Regions from separate parts of the Homo sapiens genome. Here region 2 is linked to region 1. The links are chromatin contacts, found by Hi-C or POLR2A ChIA-PET in ENCODE. All regions are on one chromosome and are shown on one strand. Each heading gives the region's core, a stretch centred on a gene start or an enhancer-like site at or near the end of the contact. The rest is flanking DNA. Distances are from core to core; before and after follow the strand shown. Region 1 holds the start of IPO9-AS1 (IPO9 antisense RNA 1). Region 2 holds the start of PTPN7 (protein tyrosine phosphatase non-receptor type 7).

Region 1 (5,273 bases), core at 1,953-4,452:
AGTCTCTAGGCTACTGCTGTGCAGTGGCTCCCACTTTCTAATGCTTTTTTGTTTTTGCTTTTTCTAACAAAACAATCTTTTTTCAAAATGAATTCCAACCCCTGCTAGCTTCCTTCCCCGCCTCCATACTGTTTTAGGCAGCACCGTTTATGTGACAGAGTCCGTGTTTCTCAAATGCATGGTGTTCCTCAGGTGGAGAGTGGGCAGAAGTTTTTGCAACACTTTTTTTTTAAGTTATTGGGTGCAAAATCCCAAACCAGGATATGTGTATGTCTGTGTGTTTATGTTTTTTATTTGACCCTCCCCTCTTTCAACCTACCCCCTTTTATATCTAATGTAGAAAAAGCGAAATTGAATCTGGAAAGCAAACTGTTGTATATAGTTGCGGTAACAATCATGAAGAGAGAGCCGGGCTGTCCCCTCAGTAATTCATTTTAAATAACAAATTATTTAAAAATAAAATTCATGCCAGAGCCAGCTGAAGAGGCCTTCCTTCATCACCACTGAGGCCACCCCCAATCTGGGCCCTCTGTCCATCTGGCATGTCTCCTCCCAGCAAGATTCATCTGTTCAATGCCATTTGCGTTTCAATAAAGTTATCTCCTGTACTGTCCACTGGTTCTCTAGCTCCCTCTCTGCCTGGTTTCTGTCTCCATTTATCTTGTGGCCCATTCCTTGATTGGCAAGGCCAGACTGCTTGTGGTCATTTGCCTAACCCAGAAGTAACCTGAAACCCTAAGCTAGAGTCTCCTGACTCCCATGGTTGGGGGTGGGAGGAACCCCTGCTCGCACATTATGGACATAGAATCCTTCACCGGATCTCAAAACATCCAGCCCAAACATCAAGGCTCCGGAGTCCTCCATCTGGGTTGCTGCAGTGTTTGAAAACATACCACCCTCTTGACTTTGCTAAATTTTCTTCTTGGGGTAAAAGTGAACTGACCTATTAGAAGCTGTTGTAATCAAGTTCAACTTCTTTTGGCCACTTCAAGAAAGTAAATAGGCTTACTATTCCCCATTGCAAAATTGAAGGGTCCAAGAAGCAATCTTTTCCCTATGAAATTGTAGTAACATAACTCATCTCTGCCCTCTTAACATGGGAGGTGACAAGTGTGTTGAGAACTCTCTTCAAGCCAGTTGCAGTGGGTGTACCTGTAGTTCTAGCTACTCTGGATGCTGAGGTGGGAGGATCACCTGTCCAGCCTGGGCAACATAGCAAGACCCCCCCAACTCAAAAATAAATAATTGAGAAAGCTTTCTTTTGAAGTAATCTTCTGATGAGATGACTTAATCCCTGATTGTTACCAGTCCAGCATCCACAGTCTTGGAAGTGACCTAGGATTTGGTAACTCGTTTCCTTTGCCATGTGAGAATGAACTCACTTGATAAGGGTTCCTGGGAACCATTTTGAAGGCACATAACCTGAACAGCTCACTAAAAAATACCTGTTTCTGTTTGCTCTAGAACCTCCCATTCCAACAACATTCTATCCTTTCTGCCACTACATGCTTGCCACTCTGCCCTGCATTTTTTTTAATTTTTATTTTTTTTTATAGACAGAGTCTGTATATCTTGCCCAGACTGGAATGCAGTAGCTATTCATAGGTGTGATGACAGCACACTACAGCCTGGAACTCCTGGGCTCAAGTGATCCTCCTGCCTTGGCTTACATCTTGCTTTTTCTTCTTTTTCTGAGACAAGATGTCACTCTGTCGCCCAGGCTGGAGTGCAATGGCGCAATCACTGCTCACTGCAGCCTCCTCCTCCTGGGCTCAAGTGATCTTCCCACCTCCACCTCCCGAACAGCCGGGACTACAGGGCGTACGCCACCACGCCTGGGCAATTTTTGTATTTTTTTGTAGAGACGAAGTCTCGCTATGTTGCCCAGGCTGTTCTCGAAATCCTGGGCTCAAGCGATCCTCCTGCCTCGGCCTCCCAAAGTGCTAGGATTAGAGGCGTGAGCCACTGCGCCTCGCCACACCCTGCATTTTTAACACCTCACTGGAGCGCTCATCCTCTCCACCTGCTCCGCTATTCAGGAGCGGCTCTGCACCGTAGGCCATTTCCCACGACCAGCTGCTGACAACCATATCATCAAACTGCTCTTGTTCTCGCACCCCTTAAATGTCCAGCCATAATTTCTCAGGGAAAAAAATTTATACATTTTCAACAAATAGGATTCATTCTCAAATAGTCACATACAACACTCACTCTGGAAGAAACTCCCTTTCACATGCCGGTGTCTCCCCTGCCCAGCCACTTCCCAGCTTTGAGGTTGGGCTCATCTAGGCTGGAAAACCAAGGGACTGGGCCGTGGTTTTCCCACTTCCACTTCCCAGTTTGCTTTAGTTTATTTTCCCCCCTCTTTGGATTCCTGAGGCTAAGATGAAGAGAGTCACTTGAGCCAACTTTTTTTCAGTGTTTGGGGGGAAAAGAATGTGGTTTAAAATAGGGGCTATTTGTGACCCAGACCTCTCTCCTTAAAGCCCTCTACATCTATTCCCATCCCGCCTCCTCTCTCCTAACACCTGAAAGATGCATGAATATAAAGTCATATATCATGAACTTTATTCCAAATGAGATTGCTAACTTACTGTGCAACTTTAGGAAAGCCCCTTAACCTGTCTGGGGCTCAGTTTTCACACAAATCCAGAGATCCTTGCAGAGAAAGGTGCAGTTCTCGTTCAGGCAGCAGGAGGCGCTGTCTCTGGAGGCTTAGATTCATTCCCCGCCCTCCGCCCGCTCCCGCCCGCCTCTGGTGCGCAGGCGCGGCTTCGCGGATTGGCCGCGCGCGGGGGCCGTCATTCGGTGGCGGGTCCCGGCCGCGGGGCTGGCGGGCTGAGGGGAGAAAAGATGGCGGCGGCGGCGGCAGCTGGTGCGGCCTCCGGGCTGCCGGGTCCAGTGGCACAAGGATTAAAGGAAGCGTTAGTGGATACGCTCACCGGGATCCTATCCCCAGTACAGGAGGTGCGGGCGGCTGCTGAAGAACAGATTAAGGTGCTGGAGGTGACGGAGGGTGAGTGAGGCGGGACCGTCACGAGGATGGCTCAGCCGCACAATCCGCTGACCGCAGCTCCGTACCGGCTGGGGACATGGGGAGCCTGAGCCAGTTGGAGATGTGGGCGCCGAGAAGTGGAGCAGGAAGCGAGAGATTGATGTCGCTGGTGGTTGTGAAAGTCCGAGAGAGGAGAGGCGCGCCTGAAGGATAGGGTCGGGGGAGGTGGAGCCTGGGAGTGGGGGAGGGAGGGTGGAGACTTGAAAAGATAGATGGAGCCTAGAATCTGCAGGGGACGGAGATGGAGCTAGACTTGGTGCTGTTGGAGGAAGTAGCGCGGTCGGGGAAATATTTTTTGAGTCCAGGACCAAAGTCTTTCGCTGTTCTCTTCACCAGCTGGATTGTACTGGGATAAGAGTAGGGGGAGCTATTAGTAGGAGTGGTGAAGGGTAGGGCCTCGAAAAGGCGGCTATCAAAGCTTAATAGATGTCATCAAACAAGTTTCTGCCTCTGAGTTATAAACCTAGCTAGTTGTTTGTACTCTTCGTGTTTTCCCAGAAATTAAATGCATATGCGATTGCTTCACTGTCCTGACCATACTTAACGTTTATTTTAAAAATAATTTGCCCTTATTAAATACCTTTGTGCATTTCTGTTTGGAGGAACTGATCATCCTTTGTTTTTGATTCTTTGTCTCCGTCCTCTATTGTGTGCTTTAAAGTGATGGAGAAGAAAATAAACCATTGGTTCGAGATTTTCTATCAATTTCCTGCCGCGTGAGCCTTTCACCGGGTCCAGTGTAGCTACCACAAAGAACAATTTAATCCAGAAACAGGAGGAGAAATCTTCTTGGTCTTTGTGTAAGAAATATATCTGGTCAGAGCTTCACTGGAACTCCAAATCCTCAGAATCTCCCAACTCAGGAATATTTCCACCACCACTTAAATACTTCATCAGAGATATGGGAAATTGTCCCATCACACACCCATCATATTCAAAACCTTCAGTTAGCTCTCCTACTGGACGTATTTCTATTGAAAAGAATTTAGAACAAATCTCTCTTAAATTTAGTTTACATTCTTTCACAGTATGAAAGAGCTGTTGAAAACAAATTTTCTTCTGTTGGAAATATGTTAAGATTTGGGATCTAACAGGCTAAGGACCATTTTGAAGGCCCACTTGTAATTGTCATTGTTTTATAAAATATCAGATCTATACAGGAGAAACCACTGGTTAGGAGAAAGCTGTTTGAGAACCATGTATAAACTAATCTAAAGGAATTTTTAGCGGCTTCTAAATAAAATTCGTTTATGCACATTAATGTCTGTCCCCCTTGAGTATGAGGAAGGAAGAGTGACAAAGCAAAGGAACCTCATCACATTCAAGTTGTCACCTGAATAAAACTTGAGAGTCTGGTGCAAATTCATCTTAACTAAACCTTCCCTGAGTGGTACCCAGTGCTCCTGGTGCTCCAAATGCATGTCTGGCACCTTTGTATGAAAGGTGGACCTTGACTTGTATTTAAACTGTCTTACAACAACTCCACTTTTGCTCTGATCTTTTCAACTTTAGCCAAATGCCATGGTCTCATCTGGGCAAAGTCAATTATAAAGTTCTCGAGGTCTTTTTTGAAACTCTGATTCCTCACTTTATTCATCTTTTTTTTCTTGAGACTGGGTCTCGCTCTATCGTGTAGACTTTGGAGCAGTGATGCCATCATGGCTCACTGCAGCCTCAAACTTTTGGACTCAAGCGATCCTCCCACCTAGGCCTCCCAAAGTGCTGGGATTACAGGCCTCAGCCACCACACCTGGCATCTTTTTGAGCCTTTAAGTGAAAAATTAAATTTCAGAAGTACAGAATTTTGATCTAAGTCACTGATGAGAAATAGATCGACTGCCCCCCGACCCCCATAACTTACTGGTAATGTGCTGTTGGGCAGACTATGAGAATGAAAAGTATGGAAAGGCATCGATGCAGTGACCTGATATTGGTGATCTAGTAATAGAGCATATGACTCAGGTTTTGGATTTGGTTAGAGGGTTGGATCAGTCTCTGGAGTTTAGTGCAATGCTTCGGACCCTTTGGAGGCTGCTTGTGTCTTTTAAGTAGTCTGGCTCCTTAATGTCTATCAAAAAAACTATAGAGATTTACCCCCTTCTGTACCTGTTTTAAGGTGGAGAATGGCGGTCCATTCCCTCAGATGCGGTCTGCTTTCTTCCTCTTGTGGCCTTTAACAAGTTATCTTTGACATTGGGTTCAGAGTACCTCCCACCTT
Region 2 (5,428 bases), core at 1-2,500, 330 kb after region 1:
AGACAAGGTCAACGGCTGTGCTCTGGAGCGCCCCCCATGGGCTTGGACCATGCTGAGGTGGGGTGCTGGGCCCAGGGGAGGCTCACTCAGCCATGAGGTCTGCCTGAAAGACAGGGCCCTCCGCTGCTGTTCTCTGGCCTGCCTGATTGGCCAGAAGGAGGCTCCCATGCCAGGCCAGGTTTGCACTCTGTTTTCACTGGGGCGTCTTCTGTTCCCCAAGAGGTGGCCTCATTTTCACTAAGGGAAGGACAGGATCTATTTGGTGGGACCCAGGGCAGAAGGCAGTCTCGGGGTAGAGTAACGGCAAGATAAAGGGTAGAGATTGTGGATGAAGATAGGAAAGAATCCAGAAGGAGGAAAAGAGAGAGGGGAGAGAGGCCACACACCAGAGTACACAGGGCTCTGAGCAGGTCCAAGTGGGAGAAGGCAAGGGAGGAAACAGAAAATATGTGTTCTCTAGGACGGAAGGGAGAAAGCACGCAGAAGCCATCTCTGAGCTAACCAGTGGGCCTTCCCCTGAACAGAGAATGGAGGCCTCCAGCAGTGTTGGAGCTGGTTGGGCAGCCAGGCAGGCGGGCTCCTGGACCCCAGCAGGGTCCTCTCCTAACTGCTGCTGTTCCACTCCCAGGTCTGTTTCTGGCTTCTGGGGTCTCTGTCCAGGGAGGTAGGCTGGAGGTGTTTCCTTCCTCCTCCTGCCCATCCCCCCGTCTCCCGCCTCTGTAACCGTCACAGGAAATGGCCTCACCAAGCCCTTGAACGACAGCGCATGGTGAGGCGACAGCTGGGGGCAAGACAGGAGGCATGGAGGTGGTGGGACCATCTCCTCTTGGGGGCAGTCCCTATCTCCCAGAGCCAGGGTCACAGTGGGCGAGGTGGCGGGGGTGTTGAATCACCAAGGCAGCAGGGACGGAGGTGAGGGGACAGAATGGGCCTGGCACAGGTGTGAGTGGTAGAGCGAGGGTCTCTGGTAGCAGAAAAGGTCCCTTCAGCCTCTGCTCTCCTTGTAGCTCCCTGTGGCTTCCCTGCTCACCCCCGTCTTGGGGACATCAGGTCTGTGAGCACCCATACCCCAGCCAGGCACTGTGGCGCCCCACTCGCCCTCCCGCACTCCCTCCTAGAGATGCCCTCTTATATCCCCGGAGTTCGCACCCCCCGGGGCCACAGGACTCCCAGTCCCCCCTTCAGATACTTACTGAAGCAGCTGTGGCCCCCAGGCTGCCTCTTGCCAGCTGTCTGTCTGTCTGTCGGTCTGTCTTTGAGGGCTGAGAAGGCTCCAGGAAGCCAGCTTCCTCCCTCCGCCCCTCCTTGCTGCCACCCACGCACACCCCAGCTGCATTCTGCCCTCCTGTGCCTGCTGCCGCTGCCACCAGGGGTCGGCTGCCTCCCGCCTGTGCCCTTCTGGGGCCCAAGGCCCCGTTCCCTGGGAATGGGTGAGGGGCCAGGCCTTCCCGACCATCCTGCTTTCCCCAGCTTCCAGACCCTCTCCCCTCTTCTGTGTTTCTCCTCTGGGTCTTTGTCACATCCAGCCGCTGCCTACTTGCTGGGCACAGCTCGCCTGACCCCCAGCTCTGTGCTGTCCCACAAAGAACCCAAGGCTCTCCTGCTCAACCTGACCTTGGCCGGAGGCTTATTTCTCCTTCTCTGCTTCTGCCCCACAGCCCTCTCCCTCAAGGCCCTCTCCCTCAAGGCCCTCTCCCTCAAAGCCCTTGCTGCTTCAAGCCTTGGGAATTCATGGCCAAGCACAGACCACATCTTCCCAGAGCAGATGTGGCACAGACTCGGGGTGGGGAAAAAGAAGAAGCAAGAATCCATGCCTCACAATGTGAAGGAAAGGGCCGGGGCCAGGCCAAAAAGGTCGTCTCCACGCCTGTGCCACGGCCCAGCTCTCCACAGCCCACGGCCTGAGTGTAGGCCAGCCCAGCAGGAAGCAGATAGCAGAGTCCACTTGTGGGAGGGAGTCCGAGGGGCTTCCCCTGGGCCCTCAGCCCCCTGCAGGCCTCCTCCCAGAACCCTGACATCTACTTAGAAGACTTACAGACAGTGGACAGTCTCTGGCCCTCACACCAGGGGACTCCCATGTCCTCTTCGCTGCTGGGGTGCCTGGATGCCTGGGACCTGAAGGGTGGCCCCCAAGTCCAAGACTCCTCTGCCCACTGCCCCTGCCTGACCTTGGCAGGCTCCTTGCGGGCCAGCAGCCCAGCCGGTTCATGCTCGCTGCACGCCTCCTTTTACCTTGTAACATTTCAAACGCCCTTCCCTTCCCGGCCCCCAACATGCACAATCCACGTCCTCTTTCTTCCTCCCACTTCCCTGATTCAGCTGTCAAATGGTGACAGCAAAAAAGAAATGAGGTACCCTAGGCACAGGGGGTAGGCATGCCGGAGGGGGTGGTCGGGAGGGGGCTGGCCTTCTGCTGGCCCCTTGAGGAGGAGGGTTGAGACGAAGAACAAGAACAGCCCCCAGAGGCTCAGAAGGCCTCCCAGCACCCGCCCTTGCTCTTGGCAGTGGGGACAGGGGCTGGCTCTTTTTTGAGCCCCTCCATGGCCAGCTGATCCTGGCACCTCCTTCCCTGCAGCCTGCGTTCCTCTCCGGAGTGGGTGGGTTTCCCTGAGGAGGAGGCCGATTAGGGCTGGGAAAGGGGTTGGTTCCCGTGCTCAGGACAGACTGGAGGGAAGCAGGAACCTGGGAATCCCTAACATGCTTGCGAGCAGTGACCTGGAGACTGGCCTCTGCCTCACCCCCCACACCAGTCAGTGTTTCCACTGGTGGGTAGTGGGGGCCCTGGGGACACAGGAGGGGGCAGGTGGGGGTTGGAAAGAGGGCCCGGCTCTGAGCCTATGCTGATTGTTATCAAGAACAGGAAGCTAGGACACCACAGGGGTGGGAGGAGGAAGCGGCAAAGCCCTCCCCACACAGGTCTGCCTGGTCCCCCCAAGTTTCCAGGGTCTGAGCCCTGTTGGCTGTGAGCCCACCCCTTTCCCCCACAGACTGAGGCCTAGCAGTGGCTGGACAGTTGGAAGCTGAGCTTCACAGCAAGGAAGCTGGGAGCCAGGCGATGGGGAAGATAGTTGGGGTTGGGGGTGGGGGTAGTGGCTGAGCATTAGGCAAGACCTCTCAAAGATCCCCTGTTCCCTCTGGGTGGATGTGGGGTAGAGGGGACAGTCACTCCTTGGCTCCTGCCCACTCCTTCTTCCCCTGTGCTTAGGGATACCTGGACATCCATGGAGGTGTGTGGCCAGAGCTCATGAGGGCTGAGGATGCCAACTGCAACCTCAGATGGCACAAGACATGCGTCATCGCCCTGCACCTCCCCCTCCCCAGCCTGGCCTGGTGACTTGGGACGCCCCTCTCTGCCCTCTCTGGAGTGGACTCTGTCCCATCCGGGCTGTTGGAAGGCTCCTGGGCGTGACTCCCTCTCCCCTCCAGAACCTTCCCACCCCTGGGGCCAAAAGGTCACAGCAGCTCTCAAACTTCCATCACTCGAATCGATTTGTGTTCCTGGGTTGAGATTTAGGTTCTAGCCACCCTCGACTCCAGAGAAAGTATAGTAATAGTTGGAAATCAGAAAGATCTATGCATAATGAGTCTAAACGTAGCTTATTAACTGTGTGACCTTGGGCAAATTGCTGAGTCTCAGGCTCCTCCTCAGCTTCCTCCCTCCACTGGGGGATGATCATAGCACCTCCCTTGTCAGCCCATGGTGTGCTTTGCTCACGGAGGAGAGGTTGGGAGTCAGCAGCCAGAGGACCGAGGAGCTGGGAGGAGCTGGCTGGGGAAGTGGGTCTGGGAGCAGCACAGGGTGAGGAGGTCATGGCTGCCGGGTCTCACCTCTCACCAGCCTCCCTCTTCCTCCTCACTGCTGACTTTCTCCCTGAACCCGGGCTGCCGGGGCACTTCCAGCCGAGCACTGAGGAAGTGCAGGAAGGAGTCACTCCCAGGGGTCTCCCAGCATCCCGGGTGGGACAGAGTCCACTCCAGGGAGGACAAAGAGGGGTGTCCCAAGCCACCAGGCCAGGCTGGGGAGGGACTGGTGCAGGGCATGATGCATCTTGAGAGTCAGCCTTGTCCCATCTGAGGCTGTGGTGGGTGCCCTCAGCCCTCCCAAGCTCTGGCCACACACGTCTTGACTCTCTTGTTTTCCCCTCTAGTGATTCCCAGTTCCAGGGCTGTGAGCCGCAGCTCCCTGCCCCAAGTGTCAGAAGCGCCCCCCTCCCTAGCCCAGGCCCGGGGAAAGGCGGACATTACATCTGGAATTCCCAGAAGTCGTTGCTCTTTGCCAGCCCCTAGGGAGTAGGGAGCTCCTTGCTGGGGAGCAGTTGGCCCCCAGAGGCAAAGGCTGCCACCTTTTAACAATCCAAGGGGAGGATCCTGGGGAGAGAGTCAGCTGCCTGGGGCCAGGACTGCTGGGTCCTGCACACTCCAGCTGCTCTGCCCCCTTCCTAGCTGCCCTCCTCGGCTCCTCTCTGGAGAAGCACTAGGATCTCGGGTGGCTGTTCCTCCATCCTTCCCACCCCCAAAACCCTAGGCCAGCCTGAGCTGGCTTGTTCTGCCCCAACTTTGTAGGCCCTGGCTTGTTCCTGTTTGTGTCGGGGAGACAGAAACACCAAGAACTGGATCTGGGAAGCCTCATCCCACAGGAAGCAGGGAGACAGCAGGGGAGACAGGGTGAGTGGGGCAGGGAAGTGCTGTTAAGGGCATGGGATAAGTCCAGGCTGACCAGAGTGACAACTGCACCCCTGTCTCAAAGCTTCAACCCTGTGCCGGGCCAGCTAGGGACCTCCTGCTACCTTTTGGATGAAGGGGAACATCCCATACCCTTTACCCCTGGCTGAGAGGACCAGTAATCCAGCCCTGCTTGGCACTGGGATGCCAGGGCCAGCCTGCCAGGAGGTCCAGGAAAGTGCCTGGTTCTTTGCCCGATGCTGGAACTCAGGACCCTGGCAGGAAGGTTTTAGGATAGAAGAGTCCCTCCCTCTCTCCCAAGCCCAGAGCCAGCCAAATGGACATCTATTCTACAATGTGGCCTTTTCTTCCCAGGGGCTCCCGTCTCCCTCCCGCTCTGTGTTGTCCCCGGACACCCACTCATACATCCATCCAGACAGGTGTGTACACCCTCATGGCCCACGTTTGCACAAATGCACATGCACAGTGTCAATCCACACATGACCAGCCCCTCCCCTGCTCTCCCATGGCCTGGTCAGGGGGACCTAGGCCTTCCCCCACTCCCTGGCCACCTTCCCCATAGTATAGGCAGCAGGGGGAGTGGGCGACTTGGCTGTCCTGAGCCACCCTGCCCCTCTGCTGCCCGGTGATTATCTTCCTCCAGTGTGGGGGCTGCCCAAGGCCAGGCTTCAGGCTGTGGGAGAGCAGGGAGGGGCCGGAAGAGCGCTGCCTGGGACAGCTGTAGGCCAGGCCAGTTCACATTTGG

The links. Hi-C counts contacts between places; a loop is a spot of excess contacts on that map. ChIA-PET counts read pairs that join two places held with the same protein, here RNA polymerase II (POLR2A). Pooled maps may share reads with other maps.
Region 2: a map of B cell shows a loop between it and region 1 (8-fold over the local background). The contact joins the promoter of PTPN7 here to the promoter of IPO9-AS1 in region 1. A Hi-C loop is called at or near these places in 1 of 168 maps with a recorded cell type or tissue (B cell), 1 of 37 single-sample maps with no recorded cell type and 8 of 50 pooled maps. POLR2A ChIA-PET finds 5 or more read pairs at or near these places in 5 of 52 experiments (HEK293T, Panc1, activated CD4-positive, alpha-beta T cell and 2 more).

Annotation. Positions count from the first base shown.
Region 1 is chr1:201,826,357-201,831,629 of GRCh38, forward strand. IPO9-AS1 (IPO9 antisense RNA 1) reads right to left here and starts at 3,203. Exons shown (of 3, transcript NR_046696.1): 1 at 2,595-3,203. It overlaps IPO9 (importin 9), which reads left to right and starts at 2,801. Exons shown (of 24, transcript NM_018085.5): 1 at 2,801-3,016. The coding sequence starts at 2,854. It overlaps NAV1 (neuron navigator 1), which reads left to right. Exons shown (of 34, transcript NM_001389617.1): 34 at 1-613. RefSeq lists enhancers at 1,400-1,914, 1,915-2,428, 2,585-2,879, 2,891-3,100 and a silencer at 2,601-2,840.
Region 2 is chr1:202,159,352-202,164,779 of GRCh38, forward strand. It overlaps PTPN7 (protein tyrosine phosphatase non-receptor type 7), which reads right to left and starts at 1,251. Exons shown (of 10, transcript NM_002832.4): 1 at 1,194-1,251; 2 at 1-103. The coding sequence starts at 51. RefSeq lists enhancers at 1-11, 112-201, 462-541, 4,072-4,740, 5,320-5,428.